Linked DNA regions of Mus musculus: region 2 is linked to region 1. Evidence: chromatin loops called from intact Hi-C (ENCODE). Cell type or tissue: heart. All regions are shown on one strand. Each heading gives the region's core, and the rest is flanking DNA. Links, peaks and the distances in the headings are about the cores only.

What was found. Hi-C counts contacts between places; a loop is a spot of excess contacts. Peaks named below come from ENCODE experiments on the same cell type or tissue, not always from the same donor. Only the 100,000 strongest peaks of a DNase experiment are listed, where the experiment ranks them.
Region 2: it touches region 1 in a loop (3-fold over the local background); 3 of 42 quality-filtered maps call a loop at or near these places.

What each region holds. Positions count from the first base shown.
Region 1 is chr3:145,472,811-145,485,279 of GRCm38, forward strand. Col24a1 (collagen, type XXIV, alpha 1) reads left to right here. Exons shown (of 60, transcript NM_027770.3): 39 at 1,356-1,463; 40 at 7,021-7,074; 41 at 7,540-7,593; 42 at 8,263-8,319; 43 at 11,836-11,889. Among named protein-coding and RNA genes, the nearest start is that of Gm35133, 87 kb to the left of the region's middle. In heart, for the core only: a CTCF peak has its summit at 5,720; DNase peaks (open chromatin) are centred at 4,411 and 5,841.
Region 2 is chr3:145,898,235-145,910,703 of GRCm38, forward strand. No RefSeq gene overlaps it. Among named protein-coding and RNA genes, the nearest start is that of Gm35187, 14 kb to the left of the region's middle. In heart, for the core only: a CTCF peak has its summit at 7,453 (motif pointing left); no DNase peak of the experiment used is centred there; H3K4me3 peaks cover 225 bases; H3K27ac peaks cover 1,115 bases.

The DNA of each region.
Region 1 (12,469 bases), core at 2,622-10,621:
CTGTACCTGAGCCACTGGTCTCAGTTTTAGTCAATAGAAAGCCAAGAAAAGCTTTAACTACCATCTCTAACTGTGAAAATACCGCCATCGTGAAGTCTCTTTCATGATGCATGATAATGCAGCTCTCATCAGTATTGGTTTGGGGAGTCTTATAATTGCCTGGAAGGATTTAGTCCAAAGCAACAGAGAGAGGGGGGGATAGGGGGGAGAGGGAGAGAGGGAGAGAGGGAGAGAGAGAGAGAGAGGAGAGACATTCACACAGTACACACAAAGAGATACATTTTCATACATGAAAGCACTCAGAGAGAAAAATATGCTCTCACATAAACAGACAGACAGACAGACAGACAGACAGACAGACACACACACACACACACACACACACACACACACACACACACACACCACAGGAAGCACCAGAAACCCATAGTGAAATCAGCATTAGAGGCAGTGTGACTGCCTCTTTACAACAACCCATTCTCCCCTAGGAAAGTGAAATAAAACCCATGAGAGGTCAGGGATGCCTCAAGGATTCTGACTGCCTGATTCCAGGTTTGCTGTGTTTTCCCCACCTTGAGCATCAGTGGTAAAGCTGGCAGGTTCTTGTTGTGAGAAGAGGAAGGTGCTTATGAACACCTGTGTTGTGGTGCCAGAGAGAAGCCATGCAGGTTTCTAAAACATGGGAAGTCATACAAGAAATAGTGTGGGTTCTTGCTCTGAACTGGTAAGCAAAGTTTGCAAAGTCCAGATCTGCACGCTCACTTCTTCCCTGCTTGCAGCAGACCTCTGGGAGGCCGAAGTAGAAACGAGCACCTCTGGAGGCCTGTTTTCTCACTGTTACAATGCACACATCAAAAGCGAGACATGTATGTAGCAAAGTATGTTTGAAAGCTGGTTACATAGGATTCCTCCTGGGCACGCTATAGTTACTGATTGTTTGTTTTTGTTTTTTAAATGCCCTTTTCATCTCTTTTGAAACTCTTTATTAGGTCTAAATAACATGCAATGGTAACTTATTGTTGTTAATGATAATCTGTGGTATTGGTAACTTGAAGCAAAATTAATAATTTACACAAATTTAAACCGTGTGTGATAGCATACACCTGTAATCCCAGCAGTCAGGCAGCAGAAACAGGAGGCTCACCCACAAGCCAAGGCCAACCTGGTCTACATAATAAGCTCTAGACCAATCAGAGATACCCAGTGAGGCCCCGCCTCACAAAACAAGACGGGCTGTAGCGATAAGAGTAATCCAGAGAATTCTGCTTGCCACATGTCCTCTGAGTCATCCGAGCATATGGTATAGTTAAATGAGTTAATAAATTTAATTTCAGTCACATTAATGTCATCCACAGGGTGATAAAGGACAAGTAGGACCCACGGGAGAAGCTGGAAGCAGAGGACCCCCTGGAAGCGTTGGGGAAAATGGCCCTAAGGGTGCCAGGGGAACTCGAGGTGCTGTGGTCAGTATTTGATTTCTTTTCAGCACTGACTCACTGGGGATGGAAAAGAACCGTGCATGCTCTCAGAGAGTCATCTTGATTGACTTTACAGAGGACACAAAGGTTCCACTGAACATAATCCTTCTCTGTGGGATGGCGGGAATTGCAAGCATTCCACAGTCTTAAACAGCTTAGTGGGTTTTAGACGCGAAGAAGGAAAGAGAAAATTGAAAATGGAAATAAAATATGAAATGAAGTTTTTTAAAAATCTGATTTTAACTCCAAAGTTCAGTAGGAAAGTTTATACACTGAGTACCTCAAATCAGGATTTAATATCTGTCTGAAGCTGTTGTCATGTTGGCAAATTGCTTTGAAAATTAAGTGAACTTGAGATGTGTTTCCATCCACCTCTTGGACCTGTCCTGCTTGAATGGGAGATTATCTTCCTAAACAGTTGGGGCAAATCACCCCAGCATCTATTAATAGCTCATCTTTTGTGTGAACTTTGCCTGACATGGAGAGCTGAAGTGTGATGCTTCTGAGCCTGTGACAGCAAACTCTTATTGCTGGTTTGTGATGAACCATTCAGAAAATCATAGCGTGAAAGGAAGACATTTGAAAGAGAATCTTCTATTCATGAATGTATTTATAACATGTGGGTGCATTAATCTCTTCTCCTTTTACATAGCCAATGCCAGGCCTGTCACCAAGGCCTTCGAGAGCCCGGGTCCTTTTGCTTTCTCAAGAAAATTTGCCCTTATTTACTGACACCTGAACATTCAGGCCTTAGGTCATTTTCTTTTCTTTTCTTTTCTTTTCTTTTCTTTTCTTTTCTTTTCTTTTCTTTTCTTTTCTTTTCTTTTCTTTTCTCTTCTCTTCTCTTCTCTTCTCTTCTCTTCTCTTTCTTTCTTTCTTTCTTTCTTTCTTTCTTTCTTTCTTTCTTTCTTTCTTTCTTTTTTTTTCGATCTCTGTATAGCCCTGGCTGTCCTGGAACTCACTCTGTAGACCAGACTGGCCTCGAACTCAGAAATCTGCCTGCCTCTGCCTCCCAAGTGCTGGGATTAAAAGCGTGTGCCACCACTGCCCGGTCTTAAGTCAGTTTCTGTTAATATTTCTCTGGTTTTGCCTGTGTTTTAAAAACATTAAATAATGTGGTTAATATTAATAAACATCAGAATTAATGCAGCCCTAAATATTGCCCTTAATGTAAGCTTCTACTTTGGAACTTTTTCTGTAAATGTATTCACCTTTAAACATTTTTAAATATATATTTTTAATTAAAATATAATTATGACCCTTTCTCTCCTCTCATCTCTTTCCTTCCTGTGTCCCCTCCCTTGAGCCTCTCTCATGACCCCTCCCTCTCAAATTTATGGGTTCCTTTTCCTTGATTACTATTGTTATATGTGTCTAAAGATGCACAAATCACACAGCCTGTGTGGTCCATTTTGTGAAGCTACAATTCCACTGTTCACATTTCATATTAATTCATTTAGTGTTTGATAATCTGATAAATGATAATATATATATATGTAATTTTTACCATCATATTTAAAATTTCCTTGTTATAACTATTTAATATATATTTCTCCTGAAAGTTTCCTGTCAATAAATATACATGTGTGGATAGGGATAGACACATGTACACACGTACATACTACATGTTTCCATCTGGTGGCTATTTTTTCTTCCTGATTTGCAATCGTTACTCATAAGCATGAAGTGTTGATATAATTTGTCAAACATGTTACAGAATAAATTACAAACAACTCCTTTTCTGTCAATTATCTATTAATTTTGTGTCTTTTGCTAAGCAGAACATTCCAATTTTAATAGTCAAAGTTTTCAATATTTTCCTTTACATTTTCTAGATTTTATTTATTCCCTTGAAATTCTATTCCCACATAAAGTATGCAAAATTTCCTTCCATATTCTCATTCTAATACATTTATAACATTGTTTTTAATTCTTTAAACCATATAGAGGTTTTTTTTTTTTCATAGTTATGGGAAAGAGTGTTTGTCTTCCCTCCACTGAATGTTTTCTTAATTCTGTTTTTGAACACGCAATGTATTTTCTTCCACTTTCGTATAAGGCTGCATTATATTCAGTGGTTTCTCCAGCCAGTCTGTCTCCGGTCCTCAGCTCTGTTCTGTCTATCATGCCGGCTCGTCCTCTGGGATCTGTTAGAGTAGACACCGCGTGCTCCCTTCTCAGAAAAGCCTGGCTCTTACGCGTACCTTATGTGTGAACTGTAGAATCAGCCCTTCAGTTTCCATTAGTATCTGACCTTTCTACAAAGAAATACAAGACATCTTTCAGCTTACTCACTGCTCACATAGCTCTGATTAGGACTATTCCATATTTTCTCTAACTTCTTTTGTATGAGGTGTATTCTGGTTTTCAATAAATTTTATTCAGATTAATATAATCCCCTTTTCAGCCTATTAGTGCTGTGTAAGAAATCTATTTATTTCCATATTTTGAGCATACATTCAATTAATAAACTCCAGATGAAGAGAGATACTGTCTTTCCAGTTCACTCATCTGACCTATTCCACTGACTGGAACTCAGAGAGCTGCAATGGGAGTCACGTGACCTGTCCCTGAACACTCCAGAGATCTCAGGGTCAAGTATTATTTTCAAAATACACTTTCGTCTTTCAGAGAAACTTCTTTCTTTCTTTGGTAGTTTCAACTAGGAGCTCTAAAGTTTTACTAAATTCTGCTACATTTGCTTGGGTCAAAGTTTCCGTTATGACACATTCCAGTCTATTATCCATTTTGAGTTTATTTGTGAACAGCGGAAAGATATAGAATTAATTTACTTCCGTTCTTCTGCGTGTGGATACCGAGTTCCCCCGCCCTGTTGTTTCTCTCTCGTGCTTTTCCTCGATTTACTCTGTTCTCGTGCCCATTTCTCCTCCTCTGGCTTCTTGTTAACACACTTGCTTTAAAAAGTCACCATGCCACATTTACACGAACAGAGTCCCATCTCTTCTGGTTCTTTGCCTTTCGGGAGTGAAGCTGGGATGCTCACGTGATTTTCCAGAGTGAAGCTGGGATGCTCATGTGATTTTCTTTTTTTAACTACATCTTAATGACAGCTTATTATCAGATCATTGTATCTATGAAAGTTGCTTGCTGCTTCCTTTTGTTTTTAAAACAAAATCCCAAACGTTTGATTTACCAAATGAAGACTTGGCAGCCTGCTAGCTCAGAGAGGTGGAGAAAGCACCCGCTGACCTTCCTGCTCCACTGATGTCCCAGTCACTCTTCTTCACACAGTCTTAAACACCCTCAACCCAAAGACCCTCCTTCCTCTTTCCTGGGTTTTCTTAGGTTCACACCCTGCCAACTGGTGCCTTGCTCTGCTTCTTGACTTTATTTAGCTCTTGTTTACAGAAAGCTCTCTGGGTTAAAGTTGTGTGTTAATGGCTGAGCCACACCACAATTCCCGTTCACAGTCTCGGGGTTCACAATGTGATCAAAATCTTGCAACGTCTCCCTCTAAGCATAAGTTGTTATCATGTAAGAAAGCTCACATAAGGTTAAAGAAACACACAAAAGACAGACTGGAAAAAAAAATGTAACTGAGTGACACATCTATCCCAAAAGATGTGCAAACCACAGCAAGAAACACACACAAAGTATTAAAGACCAAGCTTCCTGGGCAACTCCAAAGCCTTGGAGCCCTTCAAAAACTTAACCCAAAAATAATAAAATAGCTGAAGTCCCAGAGAAAAGTTAGAACCTTCTACAAACATCTGATGGCCACAGGGAGGCCCCTTTTTTCTTTATTTAGTAAATACATTTTAATCTACCTTTCTCTGACTGGCACTGGCTATATTTCTCTTTATTTTTTATGTTGGTATTTCCCCAGCATTCACTTGTAATTACTGATTTTGTTTTCTTCTCAGGAAAAGTTATGCTAAAGAATGTAAAATTTAAGTAGATTCCCTTTTTTGTCTTTTGCTCTTTTCTTGTGTCTCATCCTATTCCAAGAATCTGTGATTCCTGTTTTGAAAAACTTTGTTAAAATTTTTGTTTGAGACCATTTTGCACTGAACATTTGTAGTCATGTGTTTTCTATAGGTGTATGAGCACAAGATTCCACATATCCCTATTATATTATATTCTGAAATCCTTGGCACTCTCTTCTTATTTTCCCACCGATTTCTAAAGGAAGCTGTTACGTCCTCTCCTCTCTCCAAGCTCAACTTTTTGTCACCCCGTGTCTAACAGATACATTAAGATTTGTGGTCCCTATTTTCATTACCCCTCACACATTGTCTCCTAGTGGCAGCTCCCAGGTATCCGTCTTGGTGCTAGCAGCAGTCTTAAGTTCTGCATGCCTTTCTGGACACACAAGGCTGCCTCATTTAACCTCTGAGGAAATGCTGCGGCCGTTCAGTACCCAGAACAAGCAAGGAAACAGGAAGAGCTTCCAGCTCCTTTCCCAAATTAGTCAAGCTGGCCCCACCCTGCTCTTTCAATCTCTGTGTTTTAGAGTTTGAAATTTGCACATCAAAAAAATTTTTCTCCTTTGCATATGTTCAGACATAACTTTTGGCTCAAGTCACAAAATTTTGGTCCAGAAATTATGTATAAAAGGCCCTGTAATATATCATGTCTGAATTCTCATTTAAGTTGGCTTTACATGGTTCTTTCTTAAGCTGAAACATGTTTCTGTCCAAATTTTTCAAATTTTCTAATTTATGGTTAATAGTTGTAACATGAACTTTTTAAGAAATATAGCAAAATATGCATTCTGTGTGAGATATATTGAAGCAACTTGATCAAATGTAACTCAATACACAGATTCTCACACCTGCTTAGTATAATACATGGCAAATCACATACCTATTCTATGCCTTTATTTCCTTACTTCCTTTGTCTTGAGACGCAAACAGAAGAAACCACTGTGCAAACTCTTTGATAATATAAAAAATAAGGCATTGTTATCATCATTACATTAGCCAATTTTCAGCTGTCTGGGTGATATCTTTGATACAGTAAGAGTGTTTGCTAATCAGTCTTTAATTTGTATAGCTTGGTCATCTGTAAAATACTGATAACAATAATCTTATTGTGATCATGATACATGCATTTCCAGTATTTCTATTCCATCAACTTTGACCTGAATTTAAAATCATACTCCAGAAAGCATCTGGAATCACCTCTGAGAACAGAGCTGTTCTGAATCCTGGAGTCACAGTATCAAATACTATCAGGTTCCACTTTCTGATATTCAGTGAGCACAAACTTTGACAGTCAAAACCTGCATTTCTAAGAGCTATTTAGGGGCCAGCAGTATTCTAATAAGTGAATGTGGTTTTATTATTATTATTATTGAGTATGGATATACCAGAAATGAACTAGTAACATGGTTTGTGGGACTTTTTGGTCTTGGAGAAACACGGACAAAAATTGGGGGTGTCATTTTTCTGTTTTCCTGATTTACTGGGTAGAATTTCAAACCATGAAAATCTAAAGGTAAAGGTTTGAATAATAGGCGTAGATGTTTAATGATTCACACAATTGTCTATTTTCTCTAATATTTATTTTGATTTTTTAGGGTCCATTAGGATTGATGGGACCTGAAGGCGAACCAGGAATCCCAGGATACAGAGTAAACATTTCTGATTTTAAATAAATAATTATTCACAGACAGGAAGGCATTTTTAGCTCATATTATATCCCAAATATGCAAACTAAGATTCACTGTTCATTTATTAAAATTTTATTATAAATAACATGAGAATGAAAAAATATGCAATGAAATTAGACAACAAAGTCTCAATAAATGTCTGTATAATTAATTATAATAGAAATTGTAGAGCTTCATATATATCCACCACCAAAAAGATAAAGTTCTAATAAACTTGAGAAAATAAAGTAAAATAAACACTGTTATTTAAAAATGTTTCTTTTCCTTGATAAAGTATTATGATATTTTGGTTCTCAACCTTCTGTAAAGTGTGTCTTGTATTTCTTCTCAGAAAACTGCAATGAGTAACAGCACGGGGACGGTAGCAACAGCTAGCACATCTGCTTGGTCTGGGGACTTGCTCTTTACTTGTTGCTATTCTTATAGGGTCATCAAGGTCAACCAGGACCCTCTGGATTGCCAGGACCTAAAGGAGAAAAGGTGGGTGTGCGTGTGTGTGTGTGTGTGTGTGTGTGTGTGTGTGTGTGTGTGTGTGTCGGCCTTTTACTTCCAAAGTTATGTATGAAACCTATGATTTCTTTCTAAATGAATGCATGAAAATACTGTTAAGAGATAGAAGGGCCACTTTTCAAGTTAGAAAATTTGCAGATTCTAGGAGGATATAAATACCAAGGAACTAAAACTCAAAAATATTAAATATATTAAATATTTTCCATGGATTAATTGGAGATTAAGGTGAAACAGTATATGTAAAGGTACTTTGTGATACACAGTTTCATAAGAGCAAAATTATTTATTGAAAGGGGATATGATGTGCTGGACAACATTGCCATAAGCACACAAATATTAACTTAGAGTTTAATTTCCTAACGAATTAGTAATAACTACAGCATGGCTCGGTTTGTAATCTAATTGAAAGTATACATGTCGAGAAAATTTATGATTAATTTTGTGTAATCAAAACAGGTTAGCATGTCCAATAAAAGATTCTATACATAATAGAAGCCTATATAAAATATGATACACATAATTCGTAGCTACAAAGTTTTCACTTAAATACAGCCAAAAAACACATTAGAAAGTAACAAGAGTATTTTAAATGTACTTTCTGAACTAAGTTGTGTTAATAAATTTCTATATTTGTTTTAGGGCTACCCAGGAGAAGATAGCACAGTTCTGGGACCTCCTGGGCCTCCAGGTGAACCAGTATGTCTTTTCTAAAATTATTTTGGTTCCTAAGATGAAATCAGTCAGGAGCTTTTGATGTCTGCCGGTCATGTCTGTTCAGAGTTCTGTTTGGTTAGTCTTATCACTGGACCTTACAGTAAATCAGTATTTATCTCTATACCATGTACATAATATAAAAATCTCAGATATGAAAAAGTGCAGGAGTCACACTCCTCCACCAAGATGTATATCTAGGAAAATTAACTCTGAATCGAACTTTCAATATGGAATACAAAACATAGTCCTAAAATACTAGTCCAAAACTAATACACCAATAATTTAGTTTTTTAGGGCAAATATTTCTTTAATTATAAAGATGAGATTTGTTCCTGAAGTATTTTTATTTTTATATATTTTTATTAGATATTGTTTTCATTTACATTTCAAATGCTATTCCCAAAGCCCCCTATACCTTCCCCTTGCCCTGCTCCCCAACCCACCCACTCCCGCTTCCTGGCCCTGGCAGTCCCCTGTACTGGAGCCTATGATCTTCCCAAAACCAAGGGCCTCTCCTCCCATTGATGACCCACTAGGCCATCCTCTGCTACATATGCAACTGGAGACACACCTCTGGGGGCTACTGGTTAGTTCATATTGTTGTTCCTCCTATAGGGTTGCAGACCCCTTTAGTGCCTTGAGTACTTTCTCTAGCTCTTTCATTATGGGCCCTGTAATCCATCCAATAGATGACTGTGGGCATCCACTTCTGTATTTTCCAGGCATTGGCATAGACTCACATGAGAGAGCTATGGCAGGGTCCTGTCAGCCAAATCTTTCTGGCATATGCAATAGTGTCTGGGTTTGGTGGTTGTATATGGGATGGATCCCCTGGTGGGGCAGTCTTTGGATGGTCTTTCCTTCCGTCTTAGCTCCAAACTTTGTCTCTGTAACTCCTTCCATGGGTACTTTGTTCCCCAAACTAAGAAGGAACGAAGTATCCACATTTTGGTCTTCCTTCTTGTTGAGTTTCATGTGGTTTGCAAATTGTATCTTGGGTATTCTAAGTTTCTGGGCTAATATCCACTTATCAGTGAGTGCATATCATGTGAGTTCTTTTGTGATTGGGTTACCTCACTCAGGATGATATCCTCCAGTTGCATCCATTTGCCTAAGAATTTCATGAATTCATTGTTTTTAATTGCTTAGTAGTAGTCCATTATGTACATGTACCTCATTTTCTGTATCCATTCCTCTGTTGAGGGGCATCTGGGTTCTTTCCAGCTTCTGGCTATTATAAATAAGGCTGCTATGAACATAGTGGAGCATGTGTCCTTATTACCAGTCGGAATATCTTCTGGGTATATGCCCAGGAAAGGAATTGCTGGATCTTCCAGTAGTACTATGTCCAATTTTCTGAGGAACCACCAGACTGATTTCCAGAGTGGTTGTACAAGCTTGCAATCCCACCAACAATGGAGGAGTGTTCCTCTTTCTCCACATCCTTGCCAGCATCTGCTGTCACCTGAATTTTTTATCTTAGCCATTCTGACTGGTGTGAGGTGGAATGTCAGGGTTGTTTGATTTGCATTTCCCTGATGATTAAGGATGTTGAACATTTTTTCAGGTGCTTCTCAGCCATTCGGTATTCCTCAGTTGAGAATTCTTTGTTTAGCTCTGTACCCCATTTTTTAATAGGCTTATTTGATTTTCTAGAGTCCATCTTCTTGAGTTCTTTATATATATTGGATATTAGTTCCCTATCTGATTTAGGATTGGTAAAGATCCTTTCCCAATCTGTTGGTGGCCTTTTTGTCTTATTGACGATGTCCTTTGCCTTACAGAAGCTTTGCAATTTTATGAGGTCCCATTTGTCAATTCTTGATCTTACAGCACAAGCCATTGCTGTTCTGTTCAGGAATTTTTCCCCTGTGCACATATCTGAAGTATTTTTATAAAAACCTAATCCATACGTGTTTATTAGAATTTACTGACAGTTGACAAATAGTTTGCCAGCTTTTACTGGTTAGTCATTACAGCTTTTCAAGACCATGGGCCTGTGAGCCTTCAAATCCAACATTTTAAAGACAAACTGTCATCACTGGTTTTGAGACAGGGCCAATTGTACGATGTTTAAGGCTAAAGGGAGATGTGAAAGACACATATATATACATTTAAGTGGGTGGATAACGCTTAGTTCACAGAAATAAGCATATTGGTTGTATTTTCCATTTTTTCATGTAGTATCATTCAAAATAAGGATGCCAGAGGCATGACATCATAATATACAGTCCCAGTGTTTTGATCTGGATCTGTAGCTACTGTTGTCATTGATATTTTACTGTAGGAAAGAATATGGAAAATTCTGGAATGTTTCAAGGCAATCTCTCTGTATGAGTGTTTAAGTGTCCTTGTGAAATATATTCTAGTCTATCCTCTTTGGGGGGTCAATGACCCTTTCACAGGGGTCGTATGTCAGATATCCTGCATATCAGATATTTACATTACAATTCATTAAGCAGCAAAATTTACAGTTGTAAAGTAGCAGCAAAAGTAACTTTATGGTTGGGAGTCATGGCAACGTGAGGAACTGTGCTAAAGGGTAGCAGCATTAGGAAGGCTGAGAATCACTCACTGACTTTGAGGGAAATACTTGGCAAAAATATAAAAATTATCCAACAAACAGAAAAAAAAATACCAAGTAGAAAATAATAGCATTTGATTTTCCAGGTTCTGGAATGTCAATCAGATTCTGTCTACTGATATAAAAATAAATATTTGGGGACTAAAAATATAATTACAATGGGATCTCCCAGTAGACATGAGATAGGGATGAGATTTAAACCAGATCCCCAGAACAGGGATCAGAGTCTCTGTCTTTGCGTTATGTCGACTAACCATGCATTTAGGAGTAAAGTTCGTTTCATCTATCAATAGTCTATAGTAAGTTCTCCTGTGTGGAAACTAATACTCTATGTAAGTTTTAAAGATTATAATTTGAACAGCTTACCATATCAAATTATTTAGATGAGAAATATTTTTAAAATATGTCTTACTTTTTTAGGTTAGTTGAAGAGGCCTGTAAAATAAATATAATTAATTTTTGCATAAATTTCAGTTCGACTCATTTCACATTACAAAAATTATAAGATTTATAATATGGTATTATGCTCATAAAATTCAAGGTTTTACTAAGTATTATCTCTTCAATATTTTTCCATAGATTCATTATGAGATTATATGCGTATAATTCTGTTTTAACAGTAAATCTCATACTGATTATATCTGTGTTTTAATTTGTTGTATTAGCTCTGATATCTGGATTTAAAAATTTTGAAATCATGTGGCAACTATATAAACCATTACGTTTTTAATTGTGTAGCACTTTTGACATCCCTTGAGACTCAACCATTTTTCAGTGACATGTAGCAGGCTTAAAGAAGCTACTATACCTTGGCAGAGATATTTCTGGCCAAAGAATGAAGCACCCTAATTGCAGCATCTGCACTAAGGAATTACAGCCATGAAACTGGTTGTCTTTGTGTGTGATCTCTTTAGGGGCCAATGGGGGAGCAAGGAGAGACAGGGGAACATGGCGAAGAAGGCTATAAGGTAATCCTTGCAAGCTACAAAATAAACTTAATCATCTGAAAGGTTTGGCCCAGCATTCCAAACTCCCTCGGACTTACTTTGGACTGGCATTCCTGTTGATGGCGGCTCCTGCTCTTGCCTTCCGGCTCTTGACTCTTGTTTACAGTGCCAGGTTCCCTGTCACTTCAGTCTTATGACTCATTCACAAGATTCCTTGCCCCCTCCCACCCTCGCATCACATCACGCTGACACAGACCCTATCTGACACCTAAAATTTGTCTCTAGCTTTCTTATCCCTAGACTCACCCTGAAGCCCTATAATACTGCTTTCATGTCACTCAACACATTTTACTGTCATGTGTTGCTCTATTTTTGCTAGTTGTTTTTTAATTATGTAGTGCCTTAAATCTATCTTGTATAATGTTTAGTTCTAAGCCCTATGTGCACTATACTTGTAGTAATGACCCTGTAGATTACTTCACCCAATACATCTCTGCCTCAAGGCCAATGCTCTGTGGTCACTTCTGAAAGATTTCGATCAGCCAAGCTGACTGGACAAGCAGCTAGACATGCGATCGCCATTATTAAACTGATCCTCTCA
Region 2 (12,469 bases), core at 2,676-10,675, 430 kb after region 1:
ATAAATTATAAAATAATTGCATAATTATAGTTGACATTTTTGTGTGTAGAATGTTAAAAATTGTTCATTTATTTCAAGATTTTAAGCCGGGCAGTAGTGGCACACGCCTTTAATCCTAGCACTTGGGAGGCAGAGGCAGGTGAATTTCTGAGTTGGAGGCTAGCCTGGTCTACAAAGTGAGTTCCAGGACAGCCAGGGCTGTACAGAGAATCCCTGTCTTAAAAAACCAAAAAAAAAAAAAAAAGATTTTAAGTATGCAGTGCAGTGCTGTTGACTGTGCTCCTATGTCTGCTGTTAGCTGTGCTCCTCCTATGTCTGCTGTTAGCTGTGCTCCTCCTATGTCTGCTGTTAGCTGTGCTCCTCCTATGTCTGCTGATAGCTGTGCTCCTCCTATGTCTGCTGTTAGCTGTGCTCCTATGTCTGCTGTTAGCTGTGCTCCTATGTCTGCTGTTAGCTGTGCTCCTCCTATGTCTGCTGTTAGCTGTGCTCCTCCTATGTCTGATGTTGGCTGTCACCCTTTGGCTGATGTTAGTTTTGACCCTATGGCTATATATTAAGCCTCTAGAACTCAATCATCACATGTATCTGAACTTTGTACCTCTTAACCCACATCCTCAACTGGTCCATTAACCATTTCTCTTGAAACATAAAGTTATGTACCTCTACATGGACAAAGAAGCTTATTGATTGAAATTTGATAAACCCTAAGAGGCAAGTTCCCCCCAAATACAATCAGAATACTACATGCTAGGTGTTGAAACACCCTGTATCCCAGCAAAGTACAATAACTGCTTATTCTACATGGATTCCACAGAAAAGCTCTGACAGCAAACAAGTTCTATTCCAAGCAAGAGCTCAGCTCTGTAGAAATGTTAGTTTTATTACTTCTGGAAGGAACTTGTGGAACAAACACTGATTCACGCACCCAACAGAGGCTCAAAATTCCAGGACAGGATGTGAACAAAGTCATCTATTTTGTTGACTGGGGACCCAGATGAGTGTGTGAAGTTCCCTAGGACTAATACTAGGAGAGAAACACCAGGCCCCCCCCTCTCTCTCTCGTGTTTTCTTTCAGCCTAAAAAATAATGGGAAGACAGAAGCTGTTACCAGGGCTAGATGGCAATGGGAGCCGAGTGCCATCTCTCCCACTTGTAACCCCAGCACCCAGGAACTGGGGGCAGAAGATCACCATGAGTCCCAGGCCAGCCTGGGCATCACAATTAGAGCCCGTCTCTTAAATAAATTAATTTAAAAGTTAATGATAAACAGGGTAAAACTTTAGAGAGGATTCCAGCAGGAAACAGAATTCACTGACACTTGGAAGAGAGCAGAGCCAACAGCTCATTCAGAGGCCTCAATGCTAAACCTCCATGCAGGGGCTGAGTGAGACGCCGCAAACCCAGCCGTCACAACACTCCTTGGCTCACCGGGGCTAGGATGGCAGATTGTGCCTCTAAGACTAAGACAAGAAGGTGCGTCTGGAACTTGCCAGAGCAGGCCCCAAGCTGAGAAGACACACATCAGTCCCTTTCTTGTTTCGCTCTGATCTGCTGCTGACCCGTTGGCTTGGAGATGCTTCTGATGGGGCCCAGGTGAGGATTCACAAGGTCAGCGTCCCCCAACAAGGAGCTGGCTGAGATACCCAGGAGGGAGCTGGAGAGGTCAGAGTATATCTGCACAGAGCCCGTGGTGAAGAGTTACAGCAGGTCAGAGAGGGGTGGGGGTGGGGTGGCGCAATGCCAGTGCTGTCTCACAGAGCTGGCATTTAAATCCTAATTCCTGGCACATTTCTGAGCTGGAGGCATGTGCTGTGGCCAGGCTCTCCTTCACTCAGTATCAGAAAATTATTGGATCCAAATCAGCCGCAGGCGGCCTCGGAGTGAAAGATCATCACGTCCCAGACCTGCCGGTCCAGGCCCTCTTTAATAGACACTGTGTTGATTCTAAACTTAGACACACCATGTGAGCACTTGGTCCCAAACATCAAGTTGCCATTTTGCAGCTGTTCCCGGGACTTTCTGGTCACACAATGTTGTTTAAAATTCTGACCTTCTGTGTTGACATCTAGCCCTAGATGTTTGCATTTTATTTGGTCATATTGCTCACGGGGATAATAGTTTAAGATCAGTGAGGTTCCTATCGTTGGGGTGTTCATGGACCATGAGCAAGAGTGGTGTGGTGGCAGAGAGACTGTTCCAGCCAGCAACCCTGGGAACGGACAGCATGGACAGCAGGGTAGGTAAGGTGTTCCTTTACCACCCAAGAGTCTACAATTAGGCTCCGGGTGGCTTTCCATTCCACTCTATCACCTCGGACTCACAGTCAGACACACACGGTCTTCATGTAGCAGATGACAATACTGAGGCCTCCACACTCAGTTTGCATTATAAGAATCTGCTTCTGATGGGGAAATGGTGAGAACTGCTTCCAAAGAGGACACCACACTTGAGTCACTCATCGTGGTCATGGATTGGATACAGCATGTGTTCCTTCAGCTCTACAGGGCTTGCCTAGTGTGTTCAGCCCTGGGTTTGACCTTCAGTGAAGAAAGGAGGGGATGGAGGGAAGGAAGAAGAGAGGGAAGAGAGAGGGCAGGAAAGGGAAAAAGGAAGGAAGGAAGAAAGGAAGGGAGGGAGGGAGGAAGGAAGGAAGGAAGGAAGGAAGGAAGGAAGGAAGGAAGGAAGGAAGGAAGGAAGGAAGGAAGGCAGGCAAGCAGGCAGGCTAATTCGGTGAGGTCTGTAGGCAAGTGTGGTATTTGAACCAACACCACACCCTTCCCCCCCCACTCTCAGTTCATGCGACAGAACCCCAGTGCCACATGACAGAGTAAGGAACAGGGCTCTCTTGGGACCTCACAGCTCCCCAGGTGAGGTTTGCCTTCCAGAGGAAGGGCAGGACATGAGTGTCCCTCACGCTGGCCCAGCACATCTGATGCTGAGGGGTGAGTGTGCTCCAAAGATGAGGGTCCACGCAACCCCTTCTGTGGGACGGAGGCTGCTCTTTGAGAGGACGGCTCCTGTAAGAGAACTGACACATCCCTGAGTGACCCTCCCTGCTGGCAAGCTAAAGATCCTTGAGTCTACGGATGGATGCCCTTAGTCCTCAGCAACCAAGCAAAAGTGTCAGAGAAAAATGGACAGTTCTTCCTGGCCCACCCCATCCAGAGAGATGCCTCCGACATGTTGTCTAGCAGGAGAATCAGGAGAGGAAAGAACTGGAGTCTTTTCTACAGAACAATTGAGTTCATTTGCAGTGAAGTGAACAAGACCAAAGCCATCTCTGCCTGCCGATCATATAGTCCCGATCCTCAAAACCCTCAGGGGCTTATGAAAAAGAATCAAAACAAGCCATTGAGCTCAGCATTTCAGGATGCCAAATCAACATTTAAATAAGTCATTGGTATTTCTCTGCATTTAGGATGGACAAACACACTCTTAGGAGAACAATTCCATTTGAAATGAATCGAATATGTAAATCAACTAATAAAGGCAGGAGAAGACAGATTCTGAGAATGGATGAAATTGTTAAAGGAATCAAAGAACAGAACACATGGAAAGACAACTTCTGGAGTTAGAGCAGATGGAGCCATCATGTGGGTGCTGGGAATTGAACCTGGGTCCTCTGGAAGAGCCCAGTGATCTTAACAGCTGAACCATCTCTCCAACCCTGAAAGCTTTAAGTTTTACAGGTTTCTATAGGAGCATCAGGGGCCTGAAACAGCGAAGACATCACTAAAGGTGGTGGTGGGTGGAGTTGGAGGACTCATGTATCCCAGTTTTAAAACTTCAGAAGTAACGAGTCAGTGAAGGATTGCGTAAGGATAGACTACAGATGAACAGGTGACATGAGAACGTGGAAACAAACCCAGGTGCCTACAGTCAGCTTACTTTCAACAGGAGTATAGAGGCTGTGGAACAGGGGAGAGAAGAAAACGTATGCCCGTAAGCAAAGGAGTGAAGCTAGATCCTCCCTCTCACATCGCAGATAAAATTCAACTCAAAACAGATCAGAACTCTAATGTTAGGACTGTAAGGTTCCTGGGAGCGTTGTGGGTGAGCCAGTTAACAGTGCTTTCTTAGCAAGGACTAAAGCCTGGGTTAGAGTCACTGAGCTGCACTAACTAGGCACAGTGATACATTCCTGTAATCCTAGCATCTGGGAGGTAGGAAAATGGGACCAGAAGTCCACGGTTGTGACAGATGTCATAGCAAGTTCAAGGCAAGCATAGCTTACTCGAGACCAGGAATCCAATAATAATAATAATAATAATAATAATAATAATAATAAATATCTTAGAAGAAAACCTACTAGTAAACCCTCACAACCTTGGATTTGTCGTTAAATTCTTATGATACCAAAAATATAAGCAACAAATGGAAAACAAGCTTGGCATGTTAAAACGGAAGGCATTTGTGCTTCAAAGGATACAGATGAGGAAGTGAGGAGAAAATTTACTAAATGAAAGAATTTACAAACTGTGTACCAGAAAAAAGACATTCCTAGAATACAAAAAGAATTCTTTGACTTGATCATAAAAAAAAAAAAACAGTTTGAAAACAGGCAAAAGGTTGAAGAGATACTTCTCCAGAGAATATCTACAAATAAATAACCATTAGTCATTAGTCATGTGGGCAGATGTTTGATGCTACTGGTTATCAAGAATGTCCCAACTAAACTCACAGTGAGAGCCAGAGATGGCTCAGCACTTAAGAGCACTTGTTCTTGCAGAGGACCCAAGTTCAATTCCCACCACCTCTATGGTGACTGAACACCATCTTTAGCTCCAGCTCCAGGGAATCCAGTGCCCTCCTCTAACCTCCCCGGGCACCGGGTACACACGTGGTGCACAGACTTATGCGTCAGCAAAACATTCATGCACATAAAATCAATAAATCTAAAAAGAAAATTAAATCATAGTGAGGTACTCCTTTGCACTCACTAGATATTGGTTAGACTCAAAAGTCAGACTTGAGGAGACGGCTGAGTGGGTAATATGAGGACCTCAATTAGAATCTCAAACACTCACAGAACAAAGCTATGCATAGCCACACTCATACCTGAAACCATAATGCTTTGAAAGCAGAACAGAGTAAGAGCAAATTAGCTTGCTGACTAGCCTAGCTCTAGGCTCTGAGAGAGACTGTATCTCCAAGAAATAAAGGAGAGAGAGCAAAAGAGCTAATGTCCCCCGATAGCCCCCTCTGGTCTCCACGCATACACCGGGCAAGCGTACCTAAACATGCATGTGCCCATATAACACACACACACACACACACACACACACACACACACGGCAGAACACAGAAGCATACACACACATACACACAAAGTAAAACCGAATCTTAGTTAACACTCCGTCCCTCGCATACCTCAAAGGGTATGAGGGCATGAAATAAGAGGAATTATACCTAAGTGTTTGGTACCCAGCGTGCCGCTGCTCAACGCAACCTCTTATTTATTGAATGGGATTAATCAGCTTCTCACCAGCACCTGCCACTACACAGCGCAGAAACCGCCATTCCTGAAACTACCCTACCCTCCAATTAGAATTCTTTCTCTTTTGTGGTTAAAATGCATTGACAGAGTCCAACCCTGAAAATAGGACTTTGTGAATGATTGCTTGTGGAATGCCTCTTAGCATTGCAGTCCTTGAGAGAAAGGAAGAAAGAAAGACATAAAGACAGGAAAGGAAGGAAGGAAGGAAGGAAGGAAGGAAGGAAGGAAGGAAGGAAGGAAGGAAGGAAGGAAGGAAGAAAAAAAGAGCAAGCACTCCTTTTCCATTTTCTAGAACTCAAGTACCAGGAAAGCCAAGTTCCTGTGACAGCATAGCAGCCCGGCTCTTGGGTTCTCAAATGCAGCATCACAGGTGGATTCTTGCTGGGCCCCTCCTGCCAGGGTGGACACTGATCTAAAGAAGCAAGTGGCTCTTCCGTGGCGTAGCTTGCTCTCTTCCATCCCACTCTCCAAAATGCACTCCTTCCCCTACATACGTGTACTCCTTCTCATACCAGCTCTTCAGCTTTGGACCGCAGGCCACAATAAGCCACAGCTGGGGCCTTCTTGAGCCACATAAAGCCAAAACCTGTCAATGTGCTGCAAAGATGGCTCAATGGTTAGAACACTTGCTGGTTAGGAACGAGGGCCAGAGTGTGGACCCCAGCACCCACGGGAATGCCGAGTAGGCATGACTGCCCACCTGAAACTCCCATGCTCAGAAGGTAGAGACGGGATTGGCACAGTGTCCTGGTGTCCTTATTCTGCTATCACGATGAAGCACTGAGACCCGCAGCTTAGGGGAGGAATGAGTTTATTTGACTTACACTTCTGGATCACAGTCAGTCACGGAGCAAAGCCAGGGCAGGAACCCAAGCAAGAATTTGCAGCAGAAACCATGAAGGAACAATGCTTGCTGGCTCCCGTATGGGTTCACACTTACCTAGCTTTCTTAGACAACCCGGGACCACAGGCCACAGTAGGCTGGGCTCCCCTACAGCAACTAAGAACAAAGACAACCCCCCACAGACATCCCCACAGGCCAATGTGATTCGGCTACTCCTTCAATTGAGACTCCCTTCCCAGATGACCCTGGGCTACATCAGGTTGGCAGTTAAAGCTAACCACCGCGTGGGGTAAGCTGGCTGGCTAGATGCTCTACCAGTGAGCTCTAGATCTTACTGAGAGACCCACCCTCTACGAATAGGGTGTAAAGTGATAGAGGAAAACTCCCAGGGTTAATCTGGGCCCTACACACGCCTCATACACCTGTACCCACACATGTACACACACACACTTGCATGCATACCACACACATGTACACAGGATTGTTTTTAAGGTTTAAGTAATATATCATTGTCATAGCGCTGCACTCTTGTGGCTCTCTGGGACCAGGACATGTTATAACCTCATTCCTTTAATTCTCACAAATGCCTCATGGCGTTGTTGAGAAAACTAGGGGCCGGCCACAGGGTCTAGCAGCACGGTGTTACTATCCTAGCACTGGGGAGGCAGAGACAGGCCAATCTCTCCGAGTTTGAAGCCAGCCTTGTCTACACAGAAAGTTCCAGGCCTCGTTGGCCCCCATGGGTAGTCACAGATTTACTGAGCATAGATCTGGGGCTGTCACCCAGTTCTGTTCGGCAGCACAGCCCTTCTCCTCAGCATCGTCCTCTGCTCGATATTGAAAGCAAGTGTTCCAACAGAGTTGAAAATTTCAAATAATGACACAGCAAGGCACCTGCAGAGTGTTTGCTACACTTCCCATCTCTGCTTCTCCGTATTAATTCGTGTCTCACCGCCTGCCCTCTCACCGCCTGCCCAGCCCCCACTACTGCCACCACCACGGGCAACCCTTAATTTCTCCTCAGAAACAAAAGAAATCTAAACTATGTTTGCAGAGGTCAGTTTTTGCAGAAAAAAAAAAATTGTGTGGTCGCAGCGCCCTCTGGTGGTGGCATACTTGTTTTCTCGGTGACTCTCTTGGTCCAGAGAAGCAAGAAAGGACTAGAACCGCTACCCAACACCAAAGAACTAACCTGCAAGAAATCTGCTTCGCAGTGAAGCTGAGAAATCTGCCTTTTGTTTGCCTTTCCTTACTTCTACTTTGCTGAGACCCAGGAACGTGGCACCAAGAGGACCAGGGGAGGGCAGGAAGCTGTCAGGATGTGCCTAGGCCTGGGGCTATCTCAAGACATGGAGAGCACAAAAGCCACCTGTGATCTTGGTGATAGCTCTAATTGTCAGCTTAACACAATTTAGAATCATCTAGAAAGATTCTTACAGCTTGAGACAGGAAGGCACACACTAGTAAAGACTTATACGGTAGATACATAGTGCCGACCTCCTGGTTAGGATGGAAGTTAGACAGGAGCCAGTATACATAGAATGCCTAGGCTGGTGGTGTTCAAGAAATAGTTACAACACCAAGGAGGCTGGAGATAAGGAGTGGAGGAGGGAGGAGGAGGAGGAGGAGGAGGAGGAGGAGGAGGAGGAAGAGGAGGAGGAGGAGGAGGAGGAAATGGGATCACGACTTCTCACGAATGGCTTATATTTATAACCATGGCTTGTGGTTGTAGAAGCAAGAGAGTGAGGTGGCTATTTCACACCAGCATTCAGGAAGGAGAGAGGGAGGGAGAAGAGAGAGAGGGAGGGGAAGGGGGAAAGGGAAAGAGAGTGAGAGGAAGAGAGGTGAAGCCAGAACTGGGCTGGACTTCAAAGCTCAGGCCACTCCCCTCAGTGGCCCACGTCCTCCGGCTAGGCCCTGCTTCTCAAAGGTTCCACAGCTTCCTAAAATGTCTCCACCAGCTAAGAACCAAGACTCCAAACACACGAGCTGTGCTTCAAAGAATGAGACAGCGGGGAACACAGTACCCTGCTTAGGAGAGACTAGAGACTGGGAGCAGAGATTTAACAATATTGCCATCCAACAGAGAAAGTAGGGGTGGATATCTCCTTGCCAGAGGTGCCCTCATTACAAGCCAGCCTTGCCCTTTGCCACCGTTCCCTCTGATCTGTTGAAAGACAGATGGGACAGCCACCTGTTCAGAGTCCATGCCGCTGAGAATGTCACACGTGCTGTTGGCTGGAGAACAGATATTAAATCCTGAGGCGTATCTGCTTGAACCTCAATACCTGCCGGACATCTACTGCCATTGGAAGCACGGCTCTTTGACCTTGACCCAACTGGAAATGGAGAGTGGCCTGTGGACATTGAAAGAACAGAGGGAAGCCGGGCAGTGGTGGCACACGCCTTTAATCCCAGCACTTGAGAGGCAGAGGCAGGTAGATTTCTGAGTTCGAAGCCAGCCTGGTCTACAGAGTGAGTTCCAGAACAGACAGGGCTACACAGAGAAACCCTGTCTCGAAAAAAAAAAAAAAAAAAAAACTGAAAGAGCAGAGGGGGTGGGCTGGGGAGCCAGCCGACAGCAGGGGTGTGTGTGTGAGCAGAGAAGAGTCATTGGAGCGTTGATGGAGTTGGATCTGGAAGGGTTGTAGTTATTGATGTTTGTCAGAAAGTCTATGTTCAGGATGATGATGATGATGATGGTAGTGGGACCAGGCATGGTCCGAGAATCCATGCTGTGTGGTGCTGTCCTAAGAGCCAATAAAGAAGAGAAACAACTAAATCGCTGCCCAGGGAGGGTCCTTTAATAAAATGCTGCTCTACTCCTAGCTATACACGCTGCTTTTACGATTCTCTTCAGAATTGCAAAAACCACCATCCACACTAAAAGAATATGTCAGGCTTCATTTTATATTTTTTATCTTGAGACTTGCAGAAACGTTGTGCAATAGTGCAAAGGGTGTTCTTATGTTCCCTCCTGTTCCACGAAGGTGGACAGCTTACCAAGAGTGGGAACTAGGAGAGGTAAGTAAAAACGAAGATGATGGTGTGCTGTGCAGCCATGCATGGTTGCACGTGGGACACCCGGAATCTGGCCCTGTGGACTGGCTCACTGACTTCCTCCCTCAGGCTCCTGATGTTTCTTCACTGAAGTGGAAATACCATTATACCATAAGCTTGTGGGTGTTGGTAGTGCTTTGTTAACTCAAAACTTCGATCTAAAACTTGGGATATCTGGGCATGGAAGTATCTATCTTTAATCTCAAGACTCGGGAGGTTGTAGCAAGAGGGATTATAAATTCAAAGCCAGGTTTAGGTTACCTAGTGAGACCCTAAAAAAAAAAAAAAAGCAAACAGGGGGCAGAAGGGTTGTTCAATGCATAAAGTGCTTGCCACAGACACAGAAGGACCTGAGCTCAGAGCCCTGGCACACACATAAAAAGCTGAATGAGGCTGGAGAGATGGGTCAGCACTGAACGAGGGTGGAGAGATGGGTCAGCACTGAATGAGGGTGGAGAGATGGGTCAGCACTGGAGAAAGCTTGCTGCTTTTGCCCTTTTGGGCCTACATACATACCAACATACATACATGCTTACTCAAACACACATACAGGCATTGGTGTTCACACACACATGGAGATGGTACACATGAACTGCACACAGAAGTCCTTATCTTTGGAAGGACCCTTTGTATGTCACAATACTGTCTGTCAGTTAAAATGCTACCTTTATCTTGGTGTTTCGGTTGGATGATTAGACAGTGGGTTGGTTAGAGAGTTGGTTGGTTGATTTTGGTTGCTGTCTATACTCCAGTCTGTCGGGGAACTGGGGGCATTCTGAAACTAGCTGGTTTTCCAGCATGACTGAAATACAGATTTGACTCTTCTGAGTGAGGACTCTTATCTTGGTGTGTGTTGTCTAGACTCCCCCCCCCCCTCAGGTAAACATCTCAACCAAGAACTATGACTTTGGCACTCAAGTATCTGTCTTTGTACATTCGGTTAGAGAACTTAATCATAAATGATTTTGCCACACCACATAAGAATCATCTCTTCAGATTGGCGAGTGCTTGGCTATGCCAGCTCCTCACTCTCGGACAGCTCTGAAGACTTTGTGAGATAGCTCCGTGATGGTATTTCCCTTCTACCCTGAGTTTACCCCAAACTTATGAGAAATGTACCCAAGTCCAAAACATCACACTTAGTACTGATAAAGTGTAGAGGGAAGTCCTTTCTTGTATATAAACAACTGTGACTTCAATCTGGAAATGACTGTAGAAGGCAGAGCAGAGCCAGGGCAAGATCCCTGTGGGGTCAGAAGCTGCCTGGGGAAGTCAGGTAAACCTGGGGTCACAGCAGACAAGCACATCCCGAAGGGGAGAAAGCAAGGCGTTGGGCTAACCTATCAGCTTTACTTCCAAAACTCCTAAGCGCAGATGCAATTCTGAAGTGGAAACTTTGGTTTTCCTTAGAAAGCCAGTTGTGTCTAATGATGTTTCGCTGGGGCAAACACATGGAGGAGTGTTTTTCTAAAGCAGATATAAGTAAAAGGATGTTTTGTTAAAACAGACACATGAAAAAAGAAATTTCACTAAAGCAGACACAGGTTTAAAAAAAAAAAAAAAAGGTGTTTTGTTAAAACAGACATGTAAAAGAAAGTTTTCCTGAAGCAGACATGGATAAAAAAAAAATGTTTTGATAAAGTAAGTGTGTCAAAGGACACATGTGGGTATTGGTTCCCCTTACCTTGCATAGCTGAGCTCCATTTGTGGTGACTCCATAGAGAGAAATACACCAAAAAGCTTCTGTTGGTGTTCTGGTGGCTTCTTGCTGCTTCTGGAGACTCCGGCCAACTGACAAAGTGATGTCCGCTGATGCAGACTCACATGGAGTTGTGCTAAGGCAAGGCACGTGGTAAGGCAAGGCACGTGGTAAGGCAAGGCACGTGCTAAGGCAAGGCACGTGCTAAGGTAAGAACTGTAGAAGGCGCATGGTTTTGGAGAAAGTATAAATAGACAATGACAGGGGCTTACATAGCTAGCTTTGCGACATGTCATTGGTCTTGCTTCCTCACTGAGAGAGGCACAGCTGAGAACTTGTCCTGGTGTCCCTGGTGGTCCTGGTCTCTCCCACTGACTCGTGCCAATTCTGCTGACGCCTGGCTGTTTCTGCCATGCCATGACTGATTGGTGTTTACTGTTCTGACACCACTAATAAACTAGATCGAGCTGCCGCTGCTGACTCCTGTGAACTAAGCTGCTGACTTCCTGACAGCACAGATTAGATTTGCTCTAAAAACAATTTTTAAACAGGTCCACTTCCCCTCTATCCTAAAAACCTTTCTTTTCCACTACCTCTGGTGGGTGATGGGCTAAGAGGAAGGTTAAAACATCTAAAAACCCATCTTAAAAGTAAAGTCTTAAAAAGCTGAACTTACACAATTCTGCTATGAACCAGACCTAACCAAGGACCTTTTTTTTTCTCAGTCTTTTCAGGACCATTATCATCAGTGTTCTTCAAGGATACCTGGTCGACCTGCTTTCTGTTGCATTCAGAAAAGTAAAATCCTCTCTTCAGAGCCCTTTCTGGCATTCACTCCTCCCGGCCCTGCATCAACCCTTACCCTTACCCCCAATCCTCCTCAAACTGAGGAGGCTGAGGGCAAAGAGGGAGCAGGGCCTTGATTCTGACATTTCCTTTAAACAATATAAAGGATGCAACCTGTTCTCCTTTGGCTTCACACACACACACACAGACACACACACAGACACACACACAGACACACACACACACACACACACACACACACGCATGCACTGTTGGAGGCGTCCATATTTTTGGACTTCAAAGTCATTAAAGGTCACATAGCCCAACAACAATAAGTGGAAAACCTAAGCTCTGTGTGTGTGTGTGTGTGTGTGTGTGTGTGTGTGTGTGTGTGTGTGTTTAAAAGCCTGTTTCATTTGGATGAGTCATGCTTTTAAGCCAATACACAGTTTAGCTGTAAACCTTTGATCAGTTACATAAACACCAAGGGCTTCACTCTATGCTTGTGTGTTTGCCTTGACCTGTGAGAATTTCCTTCGTGGGCTACACATTCCCAGGGAAGACTGCCAGAGCCTCCTTTAAC